Regions from separate parts of the Homo sapiens genome. Here region 1 is linked to region 2. Evidence: chromatin loops called from intact Hi-C (ENCODE). Cell type or tissue: B cell. All regions are shown on one strand. Links, peaks and the distances in the headings refer to the core of each region. The heading gives the core; the rest is flanking DNA.

The links. Peaks named below come from ENCODE experiments on the same cell type or tissue, not always from the same donor. Only the 100,000 strongest peaks of a DNase experiment are listed, where the experiment ranks them.
Region 1: it touches region 2 in a loop (23-fold over the local background); 3 of 110 quality-filtered maps call a loop at or near these places.

What each region holds. Positions count from the first base shown.
Region 1 is chr2:71,149,984-71,158,316 of GRCh38, reverse strand. It overlaps MPHOSPH10 (M-phase phosphoprotein 10), which reads right to left. Exons shown (of 11, transcript NM_005791.3): 11 at 8,216-8,333. The coding sequence ends at 8,302. Among named protein-coding and RNA genes, the nearest start is that of MPHOSPH10, 24 kb to the right of the region's middle. RefSeq lists silencers at 572-733, 656-795 and an enhancer at 6,620-6,679. In B cell, for the core only: a CTCF peak has its summit at 677 (motif pointing left); DNase peaks (open chromatin) are centred at 676 and 3,286; H3K27me3 peaks cover 548 bases.
Region 2 is chr2:71,045,186-71,053,518 of GRCh38, reverse strand. It overlaps the pseudogene TRE-CTC15-1. Among named protein-coding and RNA genes, the nearest start is that of NAGK, 19 kb to the left of the region's middle. In B cell, for the core only: a CTCF peak has its summit at 3,695 (motif pointing left); a DNase peak (open chromatin) is centred at 3,638; H3K27me3 peaks cover 310 bases.

The sequences.
Region 1 (8,333 bases), core at 286-8,285, 100 kb before region 2:
TGAGAAACATCACCCATTCTCTCTCCATACCACCCCCCAAAAATTTTCACCGCCCTAACACTTCAACACTATTTTGTTTTATTTTTCTTATTAATATAAGAAGGCAGGAATGTCAGGCCTCTGAGCCCAAGCCAAGCCATCGCATCCCCTGTGACTTGCACATATACAACCAGATGGCCTGAAGTAACTGAAGATCCACAAAAGAAGTAAAAATAGCCTTAACTGATGACATTCCACCATTGTGATTTGTTCCTGCCCCACCCTAACTGATCAATGTACTTTGTAATCTCCCCCACCCTTAAGAAGGTTCTCTGTAATTCTCCTCACCCTTGAGAATGTACTTTGTGAGATCCACCCCTGCCCGCAAAACATTGCTCTTAACTTCACTGCCTATCCCAAAACCTATAAGAACTAATGATAATCCATCTCCCTTCACTGACTCTCTTTTCGGACTCAGCCCACCTGCACCCAGGTGAAATAAACAGCCATGTTGCTCACACAAAGCCTGTTTGGTGGTCTCTTCACAAGGACGTGCATGAAAGCTTCCTCTCAAATTATTAGCCCTTTTCTGCCAGGGAGTAGTTTTTCCCAAGGAGGTCTGGAAGACAAGACCCTGGATAGAGGCTGGTGGTACCCCGCCCCGCTCATCAGAATCGCTGGATCATGACTGACCCCTAGTGGCGGCTTCTCTGCTTAACTGTCAGCCCATGGACTGGGGTGTGACCCCCAATGCTGCTGCAGAAGCTTTCACCCGTCCTGGGCCACCCCTGCCATCTGTGGAGAAAGGCCTGTCCCTTGTCTTCTGAGCCCAGCTGGCCTCACAGGCATTCAGCAGATTGGAAAGTCTAATCATGTGCTGCGCTGGGCTCCCCCACGCCCCTTTTTGGAGTGAGGCAGAGTGCATTCCAGCCCCCAGCATCCCTGCTGTTTATTCCCATCCCTCACCCCCACCCCCATACACACTCACAAGTACAAACACGGGCGCAGTCACGGGCACACACCGCCACGGAGAGCATTTCCATTTCCAGCCTCGGCAGAGCAGTCTCCTTATAGGGAAGTTAACGAGGCAGTAAAGGCTCAGGGGTCAGGGAGGCCCTCTGTCGGGAGGAGGCTGCTAGACCCAGTTCTGCCTCTGACTTGCTGGGGGTCCTTGAGAAAGTTGCTTCTCCTCTTTGGTTTCAGTTTCCCCAGCTGAGAAATGGAGGGTTTGGCCAAATGGTCTAAGGTTCTGGGAACCTCTAACTTAGAGCCCGTAACTGGTGGTCAAGATGAGGGAGAGTCCCTCGGGGTCAGCTGAATGCCTGAGAGGCAGGACAGGCCCAAAGGTGAGCAACTTGAGCACACCAGGTGGGCTCCGAGCTGGAGGTGAGCCCCACAGCCTGCAGAGCAGCCCTGGACTCGTGAGCCCCATCGCACCAGTCCGGTGGGACTTCAGAGATGTGGAATCCAGCCTCCTCTAGTATTGCAGAGCTGGGGGATGGGAGCTGCGGATTCTGACACCACAGCTGCCTTATATATGCCAGATGGGCTGGGGCAAGACACACCCCTTTCTATGAAATGAGCAGTCAGTCCAAATAGATGAGCTAAAGAAAGGCTGTGGGAGGGACCCAGCTCTAGCCTGAGGCTACAGACTGGCTTCCAGGGTACTCAAGCAGCTGCCTCTGGGGGAGGGGTCCCAGGTATGAGAGGCAGGGCTCAGAATCTAGGCCAAGCCTCCACAGGACCCCCCTCTGGAGAGCTCGGAGCAGTCTTGGGGGGAGGGTCAGCAGGCAGCAAGTGCACTAGGAGCATCTTTCACAAGGCACCCAATATTGCATCTGCTCCAATAGGCAGCGAGTTGGAAAGTGGATGGAATAGGCAGGGTGGCAGCTGCTCCCCAGGGCCAGGAGTCCAGCCCAGCTCCCACCCAAGTCCACCTCAGGCCTGCTCAATTGGGTTGATCAATGCTCTGGGCCCTCTGGCCCCACCCTCAGAGGGAGGGGTTTGGGGCAACCAGGTGAACTGGCCCTTGCGGGAGGCAGGCAGCCCCTCACCAGGATCCCCACCCCCACCTCTCCAGCCCCCCTCATTCCCTGATCCTTCCACCTGCTCTCCTGCCCCAGTAGTTTCCTCTGCTCACTCTCATCCCTTTTCCTGCTCCCAGGCTCACCTGCTCAGATGTCCTTGACTCTCCTCTGAGTCTCCCTCTTTCCAAGCCGCCTCCCCTCTACCTAACACAGTCTCCCTGAAGACACCACAGTACAAAAGCTCAACTTCCCGCACCTCACCTTTACTCCCAGACATGGGAGAGAGATGACATGAAGACCCGAACGCCACTTGGCAAAAGATCTGGGGTGTGCAGGGGGCAGATCTGAGGCTGTGGAAGCTCCAGGGGCTCCCTGCAGAAGGCTGCATTTAAGCTGGGTTTTGAATGTGGCTCTGAGCTGAGACCTCTCCTTGAAGCTCCAGACCAGGAGCCAGCTGCCAGCTGGACCACTTCATTTGGTGTCTCAGAGGAACCTTGCACTCCATAGGTCTAACTCTGAACCCAGAAAATGCCCCCATCTCAGCCCTGTTTCTTCTCAGGGAAAGCACTACCTCATACCCAGTTCTGCACCAAACCCAAACTATGAGCGCTCTGGATAAGCCAGTGCCAAGAGGGAACGAGCTCTGAATGCCAAGCCAAAACATGTGAGTTTTAACTCCACCTCCAGCTCCGAGAGTTGTGGGTAGGGAAGGGCCTTAGTCCATTTTGCTGTAGAAAGACCAGTCTGGCACTGTATTGTACATGGATGACAGGGGAAGAGTGAGGGTGGAGAGACCAGAAGGACGGCAGGACTGGGGAGGTAGGGACATGGCTGTAGCGGTGGAGATGGGGGAACAGACAGGACTTGGTGGTTACTTGGATGAACCAAGGGAGGGATCAGGAAGAGACACCCCGTTTTGTACCAGATGTCTAGAGTGTGGGATGCCATTTATTGCTCGAGGGAAGAGGAGGAGGAAGAGGTATGGCATGGGAGGAGATAGCTGAGCTCTCTCTTGAATGTCACTTGAAGTCCCCAAGGAGAGACAGGCCTGCCAGCACCTTCATGAACTGCTTCAGCCAGCCCTTGGGGCACCTGTGGTCCCTGGCCATCTCGACTCTCCCCTTTGTGCCTGTCAGCTGCCATGGGGGTCAGTTGCACAAGGGCCCAGCAGGTCTGTGTGTTTTCCCAAGGGACTGCCGCATGGCCAATGCTGAGGAGAAGCTGATGGACGACCTTCCCTTCTGAACAAAACCCGTTACAACTACCTGATCTGCCCAGCCACCAGCAGAGGCCCTCACAGCTCATCTCCATTGAGATGGAGCTCTCCCTGGCCTAGCGTGTCAGCATGGTAGGTGCAGAGGGTAGCTGTGGCTCAGGCTCAGGCGAAGAGGCAGCTCATGGCCACACCCCAAGCGATCATTGGCCAGAGGAATGAAATTACTAGGGTTGACTTAGATTTACCATTACATGGCAGGGAGGCTGCAGAAGAGTCCATGAAGTTCATAGGTGTCCAACATTTAATGAAGTCAAGGTTTTGTCTACAAAGAAGAAATAAGGGTGGGAGCGGGATGACCACTGGGTAGGCAGCCAATGGGGCTGCTCAGCTGAGTCTCCAGCACGACCATAAGCTTCTCCTCATCCTCACAGCCCCACCTTATTATCTCCCTCAACCCTGCTCAACAGATGACCTTACATGCTGCCTACTTGTTGGGGGAAATAAGAACCAGACTGGGGGAATTGACGGGTACAGAGGCCCAGGTGTAGGGGCAGGACCAGAGGCAGTGCAGCGCCTACTGAGCCAGGCGGGTGAGGGTCTGGACAGTGCGCGTGGCTGCTGCAGGCATGGAAAGGAGGCGCAGATGGAGGCACTCCCAGGGGCCATTGTCAGGCTCTCCATATGTGGACGCGTGCAGAGGTGGGGGTGCTGAGGAGGGAGGAGGTGCAGGGAATTTCTCTTCTCCTCTCTACTGCCTCTGAGTTGGAGATTTCAGATGAAACCATGGCCCATTGTAAATGAACACAATGTCCCCACTCACAGGGTTAGAACCCCACCCTTGGAAGCAGCTCTGAGGGGAGCATTCACATGGGGAGAGTGCAGGAAGCTGTGTCCAGCAGGGGAAGGAGATCACCAAGGGGGCTGACCCTCCCCTGGTGAGGTGGCTGCCTTCTGACACACCAGATGCTCTCTTTAGCATGGTTGGCCCCCACACACCAAGCCTGTCAAATTTACAGCCTTCAAGAAGGCTTTGGCCAATTAATGAGCAGCTCCCTCTCCTAGGAGGAAGGACGTCTAAAGGATGAGGAGGGCAGTAGAACCCCGTACGCTCTGCCCCCTCCCTCCACAGTTGGACCGAAAGGAAGGGGGCTTTCAGACAGGCTTGCCCAGGCTGGGGTCTGAGTGTCACTGTCCAGCCAATGGTCATCCCGCTCCCATCCTCACCTTCTTGCTTAACGGGTGAGCCCAGCTGCTGCCGCAGCTGCCACCCTAGTGAGGGTGAACGAGCAGGAGGCTGCGCTGCACTTCCAGGCTCAGGCTGCCTGGCCAGATCTGCTCTGAGAGCCCTGTAGGCTGATAGAGGCTACCAGGAGGAGGATGGGATGCAGCTGCCAGCCCCCACCTGTGCAAGTCGTACTTCTAAAAGCTTGGGTATATAGTAAATATTAGGTGCTGGGCTGCGGGGCCAGGAAGGGGTATTCTCCTATTTTTCAGGGTTTATTTATTTGATGAGGGAGGGTTATAGGTACAACCAGTTTAAAGATGGAAATTTTTAGAGTGCAGGCAGGGATTTAGGGTAAGCCAAGCAGACTTGTCCAAGCAGCTCTTTTGGGGAGGCCAGAGTCCTGTACCAATGTCCTCAGGCATGTTCAGCAGCTGCTGGGGGAGTGCTGGACAGGATTAAAGCACAGGAGAACTTTCTGGATGACAGAAATGCTCTATATCTTGAAAGGAAGTAGGTTACATGGGTAATGCGTTTGTTAAAACTGATCAAAATGTGCACTTCACATCTGTGCATTTCACTGAATATAAATTATACCTCAAATTAAAAACATTTTTTAAAAGACAGATGGGTCAGGCGCGGTGGCACACGCCTGTAATCTCAGTATTTTTGGAGGCCGAGGCGGGAGGATCACGAGATCAAGAGCTCGAGACCATCCTGGCCAACATGGTGAAACCCTGCCTCTACTAAAAATGCAAAAAAATAGCTGGGTGTGGTGGCACGCGCCTGTAGTCCCAGCTATTCAGGAGGCTGAGGCAGGAGAATCGCTTGAACCCAGGAGGCGGAGGTTGTAGTGAGCCGAGATCGTGCCACTGTACTCTAGCCTGGCGACAGAGTGAGGCTCTGTCCCCCCAAAAAAAAAAAAGCCCTGAGGTGGAAGATTGCCTAGCAGGCTCTAAGAAAACCAAGGAGGCCAGAAGACTAGAGCAGAAACAAAGCAAGGGAGGCAGCAAAGAGCCAGATCATGGAGGGCAAGTGTTAGCAAATTTGTTCTGTGAAGGGCCAGATAGTAAATATTTGAGGCTTTGGGGGTCACGTGGCCTCCATCATAACTAGGCAACACTGCTATTGTAGTGTGAAAGCAGCCACAGACAATACGTAACATATGAGTGTGGTTGTGTTCCAATGAAACTTTATTTACAGAAACAGCTGGCTAACTTGCCATCCAGCTACTGTTTGCCAGCACCTGATGTAGGACCCTGCAGGTCATTGCATGGATTTGAGCATCGACTTTGACTGAGATGGGAGGAGGGGAGACAAAGATTTTGAGCATAAGCTCTGAAAGGACCCCTTTCCCTGTTGCATTAAGAATAGATCATGGGGTACACAAGGATGGAAGCAAGAGAGGGAGTGAGGAAAACAGAAGGCTGATGCAGTAATCCAAGGGGAGATGATGGTGACATTTTGGGTCGGGATGTTGGCATTGCCATTGATAAGAAATCGTTATATTCTGAATATATTTAGAAGACTGAGCTAGCAGGATTTGCTCATGGTAAAGGTGGTAATGTACAAGAGAAGAGTCAAGGGAAACTCTGAGGACTTTAGCCTAGCAACTGGCAGGATGGAGCAGAAAGAGTAAGAGTTCAGTTTCGGACATGTAAATGTGAGATACCACTTAGACGTTCTTGAGGATGAAAACCCTTGAACTGATGTAATCAAGTCAGGTCAGACTGGAAATACAAATTTGGGAGTTGTTGGGGTTTAAATGGTATTAATACATGGGACCAAGGATTGACTGTAGATAGAGAACTAAGAGGTCAAAAGACTGAGCATTTCATTAACAAAAGGCAGGGCAGTAAGAAGGAGCCTGCAAAGGAGACTGAGCTAGCGCAGTAGGAGGAAGAGACTTGGCAGCCAGAAAACCAAGTGAGTGATATATGTCAAGGACTGAGGGGCATCAAATGCAGGCAGAGAAATGCTGTGGGGCAGGGCCACCACAGAGAACACCTTCCCAGGCAATGCCCAGCACAGCCACTGGGGCAGGGCTGCCCCTGAGACCCTGGACCTATACAGCCACCAGTGTGCAATGCCAGGCTGGGAGAGCTGCATGCACAGGACTCCAACCAGTGAGAGCCAGGGCATGGGCTGCACCCAGTAAAGCTATGGGGGTGGAGCTGCCTGGAGCCTTGGGGACCCAACCCTCACCCCAGTGTGACTGGAAGGTGAGACATAAAGTCAAAGACTATCCTCAAGCCTCAAGACTTAATGTTGTTTACCTGGTGTGTTTTGGACTTACTTAGGACTAAGCTACTTCTTCCTATTTCTCCCCTTTAAATGGGAATATCTATCCTATGCCTATTCCACCGTTGTATTTTGGAAGCACGTAACTTGTTTGATTTGACAGCTGGAGGGAAATTTGGCTCAGGATGAATCATACCTTGAGTTGGTCTTACCCATGTTTACAGACTTTGGACTTAGAATTTAAAGTTGATGCCGGAACAAGTTAAGATTTTGGGAGCTATTGGGATGGAATTAATGTGTTCATTTAAGAACGTACACTTGAGAAGCCAAGGGTGGAATGCTATGCTATGATCTGAATGTGTCCTTCAAAATTCCTGTGTAGAAACTTAATGGCCAATGAGATATTAAAAGGTAGGACCTTTAAATGATTAAGTCTTGAAGGCAGAGCCCTCATGGATGGGATCAGCATCCTTATAAAAGGACTGAAGGAGTGAGTTTGATGGCTTTTTGTCCTTCCACCTTCTGCCAAGTGAGGACATAAGGCACCACCTTGAAGCAGAGCAGCTCTTACCACTCAACTTGCCAGCACCTTCATCTCAGACCTCTCAGCCTCCAGAACCGTAGGAAATGTTTCTATTGTTTATAAATGACCCAGTCCCAGGTATTTTGTTATAGCAGCACAGATGGACAAAAGCCAGTGCTTAATGTAGCCCCCAGCCTAGCTCTACCCTGCTGCAGCCAGCTTCTGCAGTAACAGGAATGCAGAGTGCAAACTTCCACAGGCTCTTCTGGACCACTGATTGACCCCTTGTAGACAAAAAAACCAGAAGGGCTTCACCTGTTGCTTTGGTGGAATCTTAGTCCACATTCTCTACCCATCTGGACTAAGGCTTACTGCATTTCCATCAAATCAGTATGAGAGCCTATCAGACAAAAGGCATTTTTCCCTGGATGGGGAGGTTGAAACAATGAGCACCTGGTGGTCACAGAACACTCTGCAGACTGCAGTTTACATTACTGGCTGTATGGAGCTTCTGTTGCTTCTAGATTCACTTCTCCATCATACCTGTCCTCTGCAGCTGATTGTGGATAGTGCTCTACAGCCTACATTAAACCTTTGTTCAGATGACATGAGATCATTTCCCAAAGGGGAAGGAAGGCACAGGCATGAAAATGCTACTGTTTTATGAAATGACAGGGCAATGGGAGAAGGAAATCAAGAGCCCAAAGAGTGAGGACCTCTGCTGTAGACAGCTGCTTGTGAGGGGGTTGGCTGGCTCTGTCCTCTTCACAGCCTGCAGGCCAGTGCTTGCTCACCAGCCCATGTGGACAAGCTGGCCTGGCCTTCACACAGGCCTGGGCCACGGCAAGAGCACAGCAGGATCAGCTCAGGCAGTGCCTGAACAGGAAGGGCCTGGGGAGGAGCCAGGTCCTGCTTCATACCAGTGAAAACCGGAAGGGCTTTGCAAATGGTTAGGGGTTTGTCTTTTCACACTATGGAACCCTCAAATATCTGTCATCGATGCAAAGGAAGGTTCTCAAGAATTTTATTATAAAACAGAACAATGACACAATATAAGCTTACACATTAATATTTACATTATATTCAAAATATATTACAGCTTTAATTTATGAACAGAAATATCCT
Region 2 (8,333 bases), core at 318-8,317:
CTTTGTGGTATTATTTATAATATCCTAGGGAGATATTATTCCTAATATTACAGTGCATGTACACCACGGGTGAACACCCTGTGATGTTATTGGTAATATCCTCTAGGGGGATATTACCCGTCATGTCACAGTGGGTGTACACCATGTTTGTACACCCTGAGATGCTACTCGTAATATCCTAGGGAGAAATTACGCCTGATGTTACAGTGGGCGTACACCATGTGTTTTTATTCTGTGATGCTATTCATATCTCAGAAAGTTATTATTCCTAGTGCTACAGTGTGTGTATACCATGTGTGTACACTCTGTGATATTATTCGTATTATCCTAGGGAGATAGTTCTCATAACATCACCATGGGTGGACATCATGTATGTACACCCTGTGCTGTTATTGGTTATTTCCTGGGTAGATATTACTCCTAGTATCACCGTGGGTGCACACCATGGGTGTACATCCTGTGACGGTATTCGTAGTATCCTAGGGAGATATCACTCCTTATGTCATACTGGGTGTACGGCCTTGTGATATTATTGGTAATATCCTTGGGACATATTACTCCTGTTATCACAGTGGGTGTACACCCTGTGATAGTATGTGTCATATCCTAGGGAGATATTACTGTATACCCTGTGATATTATTTGTGACATTTTAGGGAGCTATTTCTCCTAAAGTCAGAGTGGGTGTACACCCTGTAATATTCTTCCTGATATCACAGTGGGTGTACACCATGAGTGATATTTTTTCTAATATCCAGCGGGGAAGAGGATGATATTGCTTCCAATATCGCAGAAGGTGTACACCCTCCTGTGATATTGTTCCTAATATCCGGGGAAGGAGAGGATGACATTATTCCCAATATCACTGGGGTTGTACTACCCCCCGCCGGGATATTGTTCCTAATACCCGGAGGTGGAGAGGATGATAATACTCCCAATATCACAAGGGGTGTACACCACCCCTGTTTGATATCGTTGGTAATATGCCAGGGGGCAGAGGATGATATTACCTCCAATATCGCAGGGTGTGTAAACACCCGCTGTGATATTGTTCCTAATGGCCTGTGAAAGAGAAAATATTACTCCCATTATCGCAGGGGGTATTCAGCCCTGATGAATATTGTTTTCTAATATCCAGGGAAGGAGAGTATGATATTACTCCCAATATCGCAGGGGTTGTACACCTTTTTGTGATATTGTGTCTAATAACCAGGGAAATAGAAGATGATATTACTCTCAATATCGCAGAGGGTGGACACCACCCTGGGATATTGTTCCTAATGTCCTAACGGGGAGAGGATGATATTACTCCCAATATCAAAGTAAATGTACACCACCCCTGTGATATTGTTCCTAATATCCAGAAAGGAAAAGAATGATATTACTCCCAACAGCATAGGAAATGTATACCCGCGCTGTGATATTTTTCCCTATATCCAGGTGGGGAGAGAATCATATTACTTCCAATATCGAAGGGTGTGTACACCCACTCTGTGATCTTGCTGCTAACATCCAGGTTTGGGGAGGACGACATTACTCCCAATATGGCAGGGGCAAGTTCCCCCCCGTGACCTTGTTAGTCATTTCCTGGGTGGAGAGGATGATATTACTCCCAATATCGCAGCGGGTGCACACACCCCTGTGAAACTCTTCCTTATATCCAGAGGGAGAGGGGATGATATGACTCCCAATACCGCAGGGGTATACACAGCCCTGTGATACTCTTCCTAATATCCACAGGGAGAGAGGATGATATGACTCCCAATATCCCAGGGGGTGTACACAACCCTGTGATATTGTTCCTAATATCCAGAGCGAAAGAGAATGATATGACTCTCAATATCGCAGGGGGTGTACACCCCTCCTGTAATATTGTTCTTAATACCCTGGGAGGGAGAGGATAAGATTACATTGAATATCGAAGGGAATGTACACCCTCCCCCTCTGATACCCTTCCTAATATCCAGGGGAAGAGAGGATAATTTTACTCCCAATATCGCAGAGACACTACACCCCACCTGTGATACTGTTCCTAATATGCAACGGGGAGAGGATGATACTACTCCCAATATCGCAGGGCTGGTCACATCCCCAGTTACATTTTTCCTAATATCTAGGGGAGAGACAATTATATGACGGCAAATATTGCAGGGTCTGCACATCCCTTCCTGATATTGTTCCTAATATCCAGGGGGGAAGAGGATGATATCAAATATGAAAGGGGGTGTACACCCCCCACCCCTACGATGTTGTTCTTAATATTCATGAGGGGAGACGATGATATTACTCCAAATATCGCAGGGGCTGTTGACACCCCCTGTGATATTGTCTCTGATATCCGGGGGGGAGAAAATCTTATTACTTCCAATATTGCAGGTGGTGTATACCCCACCTGAAATATGGCACCGAATATCCAAAGAGGGAGAGGATGGTATTAATACCAATATCGAAGTGTGTGTACAAGCCCCTTGTGATATGGTTTTTCATATCCAGTGGGCGGGAGGATGATATTAGTCCCAACATCCCAGAGGGTGTACACCACCCCTGTGATACTGTCCCTAACTTCCAGACGGGAGAGGATGATATCACTCCCAATATCTCACAAGTTGTACATCCCCCGTGATATTGTTCATCATATCCAGGGAGGCAAAGGATGACATTCCATTGAATTTCACGACAGGCGTACATGCACAGTGTGATATTGTTCCTAATATCCAAGAAGGGAGAGGATGATATTACTCCCAATAAAGCAGTGGGTGTACATTACCCCTGTGTTATTGTCTCTAATATCCGGGGCCGGGGGAGGTGGGGAGAGGATAACATTCCCTCAAATTTAGCAGGTGGTTTGATGCCCCTTGTGGTGCTGTTTTAAATATCCAGCGGGGAAGACAATAGTATAGCACTATTTTTGATAGTCCGATTCATCCGCTCCACCTTTCCGGAACTCTGAGGCTGGGAGGCGGCATGCAGTTTCCGTGTGATCCCCAATACCTTTGCCGTCTTCTGTACCAAGTCAGCCACAAACACTGGCCCGTTATCTGAGCCTACCCATAAGGGCAGTTCAAACCTAGGAATAAGATCTCGAAGAAGCAGATGGGTTACTTCACGAGCTTTCTCAGTTCATGTTGGATAAGCCTCCACCCACCCAGACTAGGTACACCCAAGAACTAGTAAATACTTGTTACCTCCACACTTTGGCATCTCTCTGAAGTCTACCTGCAGATCTTCAATGGGGGCTGCTGCATAAGCTTGTATGCCGGGCGGAACAGCTGGACCTTGCCTCGCATTATGGTGTCGGCAGGTAACAAACCGCTGCCTCATGGTTTTGGCGAGGGCTGACAAATGCGAGATGTAGAAATACCGGCCTAACAACTTTTCCAGTGACTCCTGACCTAGATGGATGGTTTCATGCACAGCCAGTACAACTGCACCTCCTAGGAGCTGTGGCACAGCTACTCTCCCATCTGGTAACTGAATCCATCCTTCCTCTGTCACTTGTCCTCCCCTTTACCTGGAGAAAGTCCTTTTCTTCTTTAGAAGAAGTAGGTACAAGATCAGGTGTTTGAGGGAGCAGAGGGGCTGTGACTGATGCCTGGAAGGGGACAGATGCTGCTTTTTGAGCCTCTGAGTCAGCGTGGGAATTCCCCAAACCCAGCAAGGTGGAAGCTTGCTGATGCCTAAGTGCCACCTTGTGGGGTTTCCATACTGCTTCTAATAATTGCAAGATTTCTTGTTGATATTTTATGTCTTTCCCCCCAGAGTTCAGTAGGCCCTTTTCTTTCTATAATCCTCTACGCACTTGAAGGGTTAAAAAGGCATACCGAGAATCAGTGTCAATGTTGACAGTCTCACCTTCACTGAGTTCTAAGGCCCCAATTAAAGCAATGAGTTCAGTTTTCTGGGCTGAAGTGGCCTGGGGCAATGATCTGGCTTCAACAACAGTATCCAGGGCTACTACTGCATCACTGTATATCCTGCACATCTCTCTCCTTGTGGGTTGATGAAGCTGCTCCTGTCCACGTATAGTTCCCAGTCTACTGATGCCCAAGGCTGGTCCCGAAGGTCAGGTCTGCTAGAGTCAACTGAATCCAACACTTCTACACAATCACGCTTGACAGGCCGCTCTGATACCGGGAGCAAGGTGGCAGGGTTTAGGGTGTTACAAACTTCAGTGGTTATACGGGGATTTTCACAGAGCACACTTTGGTACTTGATGAGTCTAGCATTCATTAGCCAATGATGTCCTTTAGTGTTCATTAAAGTCACCCCAACATGGGGGGCCTTTATGTTCAGGTTTTGCCCAAAAGTCAGCTTATTTGCTTCTTGGACTAGCAGGGCAGTTGCTGCCAAGGCCCTCAAACAGGGGGGCCATCCTTTAGAAACTCCATCTAGTTGTTTAGAGAGGTAGGCCACCGGCCTCGGCCAGGGCCCCACAGTTTGGCTTAAAACTCCAACTGCCATCTTTTCTCTTTCTGACACATACAATGTAAAAGGCTTTGTCAGATCGGGTAGCCCCAGGGCTGGGGCTGACATAAGTTTTTCCTTTAACTCATGAAAGGCTTGCTGTTGTTGGGATCCGCATTCAAAAGTTTCCCTGTCCCCCCACCCCCAAACTTTGTGAGGTCATACAAAGGCTTGGCTAATACTGCAAAGTTTGGGATCCACAGTCTATGAAACCCCACAGCTCGTAAGAATTCTCTCACCTGCCTTCTGCTCTTAGGCTCTGGTAGATTGCAAATGACCTGCTTTCTTTCTGATTCCAGGCCGCGTTCCCCCTGTCGGATACTAAATCCCAAGTAAGGTACCTGCTATCAGCAGATCTGAGCTTTTTTCTTGGACACCTTATACCCACAGTCCTCCAGGTGCCAGAGTAGGGCATCCGTTCCCTTGGCGCACCCGACTGCCATGGGGTGTCCCAGCAAAAGGTCATGAACGTATGGGAGCAACACGCTCCAGCAAGGAGACTGACAAGGAATTGTAATTCCCAAAGTTCTTAGGTGCTTGAGATGGCCCTCGATACCTTGAAGAGCTTCTCTGGGGACCGGGTCCTGGTTTTGCCTAACCAGCTGGGCCCCAGGCTTAACTTGTATGAGTATGGGGGCTTGGTTGACTGCCAACCCTGGAGGGTTGTCTTCTGCCCGTACTCTTCGCCACCACTTAGCCAGAGGTGATCTTATCTCTCCGCCCGGCTCAGTTAAAAAAAAGTCTCCATTCCTCCTCTCCGGGGATGGTAAGGGTCATAATGACTCCCGTTCTGGGGAATTTTAGCAGCAAAGACAGTTGCTCTCAGCTTGCTGAGCAAGTCCCTTCCCAACAAGGGCAAGGGACAGTCAGGCATGTACAAAAACTGATGAATCACTTTATGTCCTCCTACAGTACAAGTCTGAGGCCAGCAGAAAGCTTGCTTTGCTGAAACCCCCATGGCTCCGATGATATCAATAGTCTTTTTGGATAAGGGGCCGACCAGGGCGGTTACTAGCGAATGTTCAGCACCGCTACCTACAAGAAAATCAATGTCTCTACCCCCGACTGTCATTCTGACCATAGGCTCTTTGGGGACACTTGAGCCTGGTCTCCCTCAGTCCAATAACCCTTCTGCCAGGTTGAGCAGGGCCCCTTCCTCCTTGTCCGGGGCCTCCTGCTCTGAGTCACCTTGTTTTCTTTTGAGCTGAGGGCATTTGTTCTTCCAGTGTCCTATTTCTTTACAAGAAGCACACTGGTTACACTGCAAACTCTGACAGCCAAGCTGAGTTTCATTCCCAGGGCCCCCCCTTCCCTTGCCTCCTTCGGAGGACCCCTCTGATTGCTGCAGCTGACAACCAGGTCGGTGTTTCGCCGGGCCTGATGTCCATTCTCTTTGCGGTTTTCCTCAAGGCTTACTGCAGCCCTGTTTACAAACACCTGGTTGGCTATTTCTAATAATTGTGATGTATTCATCCCTGCAAACCCAGCCTGTTTCTGCAGTTTTCTTCCAATGTCTTCTGCGCTTTGACTGACTAAAGCCATGTGAATCATGCGCTGATTTTCAAGACTATCAGGATCAAAGGGAGTATACATACAATAGGCCTCACACGGTGTCTCGTAGAATTGTGCTGGACTTTCTTCTTTTCCCTGAATGACCTCAGAGACCTTGTTAACGTTTGTGGCCTTCTGTGCTCCCCTCTTTAATCCTTCCAAGAGAGCTTCCCTGTCTCAGTTTAGCGGTTTAGCCTTTGCATAGCCTCTCTTTCATTTGGGTCCCACTGGGGTTCGGTTCCTGGTAACTGGGTCCTTAGGGGGGTTTTTGATAATCAGCTGGTGCATGTTCCTCTAGCCACTTAGTTGCTGCTTGGAGGACTCTCCGCCTTTCATCTCTGTTAAAGAGGAACATGAGCAACTGGTGCCAATCAGCCCAGGTGGGGTTGTGGGTCTGGATAATAGTTTGGAGCAAATCAATTAGAGCTTGTGGCTTTTCGGTATTGCACAAGGTATTGTTTTTCCAGTTGAGAAGGTGGTCAGAGGTGAAGGGCTGCTACACAAAAACACGCCTCTCCACCAAGTGACCATCCTCATCTATCCCAGTATACCGCTGCTCTCTCAGGGGCATTTGTATCCCAGTTTCGGGTCATAAACCAGCTGCCAAGGGAGGGGTTTCTCCCGAGTCTCCACCTCCTCTCTTATCTGCTCTGGGTGGCCTAGGGATATGCTTGTCTTGGGGAGGCACAAGCACTGTGGGCTCAAGAGTGGGGAGCCTCTTTCCCTGGTAAGGGGAAGGCAGCACTGGGATCACTGGTGCCATCTCCTGTAATGGATCTTCTGATGTTGGGTCGAATAGAACTTCAGGAGTTGATTTCCCTGGGTGGGTGGAGCCGGATCCTTCCTTAGCTATCTGTCCCTTTGCTCCTAGTACTGCTGCTGCCTGGCCTCTTAGCCACTGTGGGGGGTCTAGCACCAGCTGTCACCAAGTGTCTATGTATGGGAACTGGTCTAGGTATCCTTTACCAGTCACCTTTTGCCACACCTTAGAAACAAGGGACCTGTCCAGGCTTCCTTCTGATGGCCAACCCACTATTAAAGTTGGGCAATCTATCTCTCACAGAGTTCCAAGTTCCCCTGGCGGTCTAGTGGTTAGGATTCGGCGCTCTCATCCACCGCGGCCTGGGTTCGACTCGTGGTCAGAGTGAACCAAGTAAACGTTCTGGATGAGCCAAAGACAAAACCTCTCAGACACCGGATTTAAAAAGGAAGAGAATTCTTTTTCGACCGGGAGCGTCTGCAGACTCGCGTCTTAAGAGCCGAGCTCCCCGAAGGAAGACAGACTCCCTGGCCCTTTTCAGGGCTTACAACTCTAAGGGGTTCCACGTGAAAGGATCGTGATGGATTGAGAGCACATGTGCTTAGAGTTGGGCGGGGGGGGGTTCATCTTTTCACCTCGGGCCAGCTCATCAGTGGCAACAACTGCTCTTGACACTGACTTCATCCTGTTCTTTTTCAACTTTTACTTCCTTCTCCTTTTCAGAGACAGGAGACAGTCAGAAAAGTGGCTTCCCTCCTCAGGGCGACAGGATGATATTACTTCTACTATCGCAGGGGGTGTACACACCCCTGTGAAACTCTTCCTACTATCCAGAGGGAGGGAGGATGATATTACTCCCAATAACGCAGGAGGTGTACACAACCCTGTGATATTGTTCCTAATATCCAAGGTGGGAGAGGATGATATTTCTCCCAATATCGCAGGGGTGTTCACATCCCCCATTACATTATTCCTAATTACTAGGGGAGAGACAGTTATAGGACAGCAAATGTCTCAGGGTCTGTACATCCCTTCCTCATATTTTTCCTAATATCCACCGGTGAAGAGGATGATATGAAATATCAAAGGGTGTGTTCCCTCGACCCCCCCTTGATATTCTTCTTAATACTCATGAAGGGAGACGATATTACTCCAAATATCGCAGGGGTTCTTCACACCCCCTGCGATATTGTTTCTAATATCCGGGGGAGGGGGGCAGAAAATACGATTACTTCCAATATTGCAGGTGGTGTATACCCCAGCTGGATATTAGGAACAAGAGCACAGAAGGGATGTACACCCAGTGCGATATTTGGAGTAATGTCATTGTCTACCCCTGGCTATTAGGAACAACATCACAGAGCGGTGTACATTTTCTGCGATATTGTGAGGAATGTCGCAATATTACTTATCACAATTAATAATATCAATTATTAATTGATAATAATAATCAATATTAATAACTGATAATATGATTTAAAAAATCAATACCGATAATAATGATAATTACTATTAAATAGTTATACTAAGAATAACAATAAATTATTAATATTATTAAT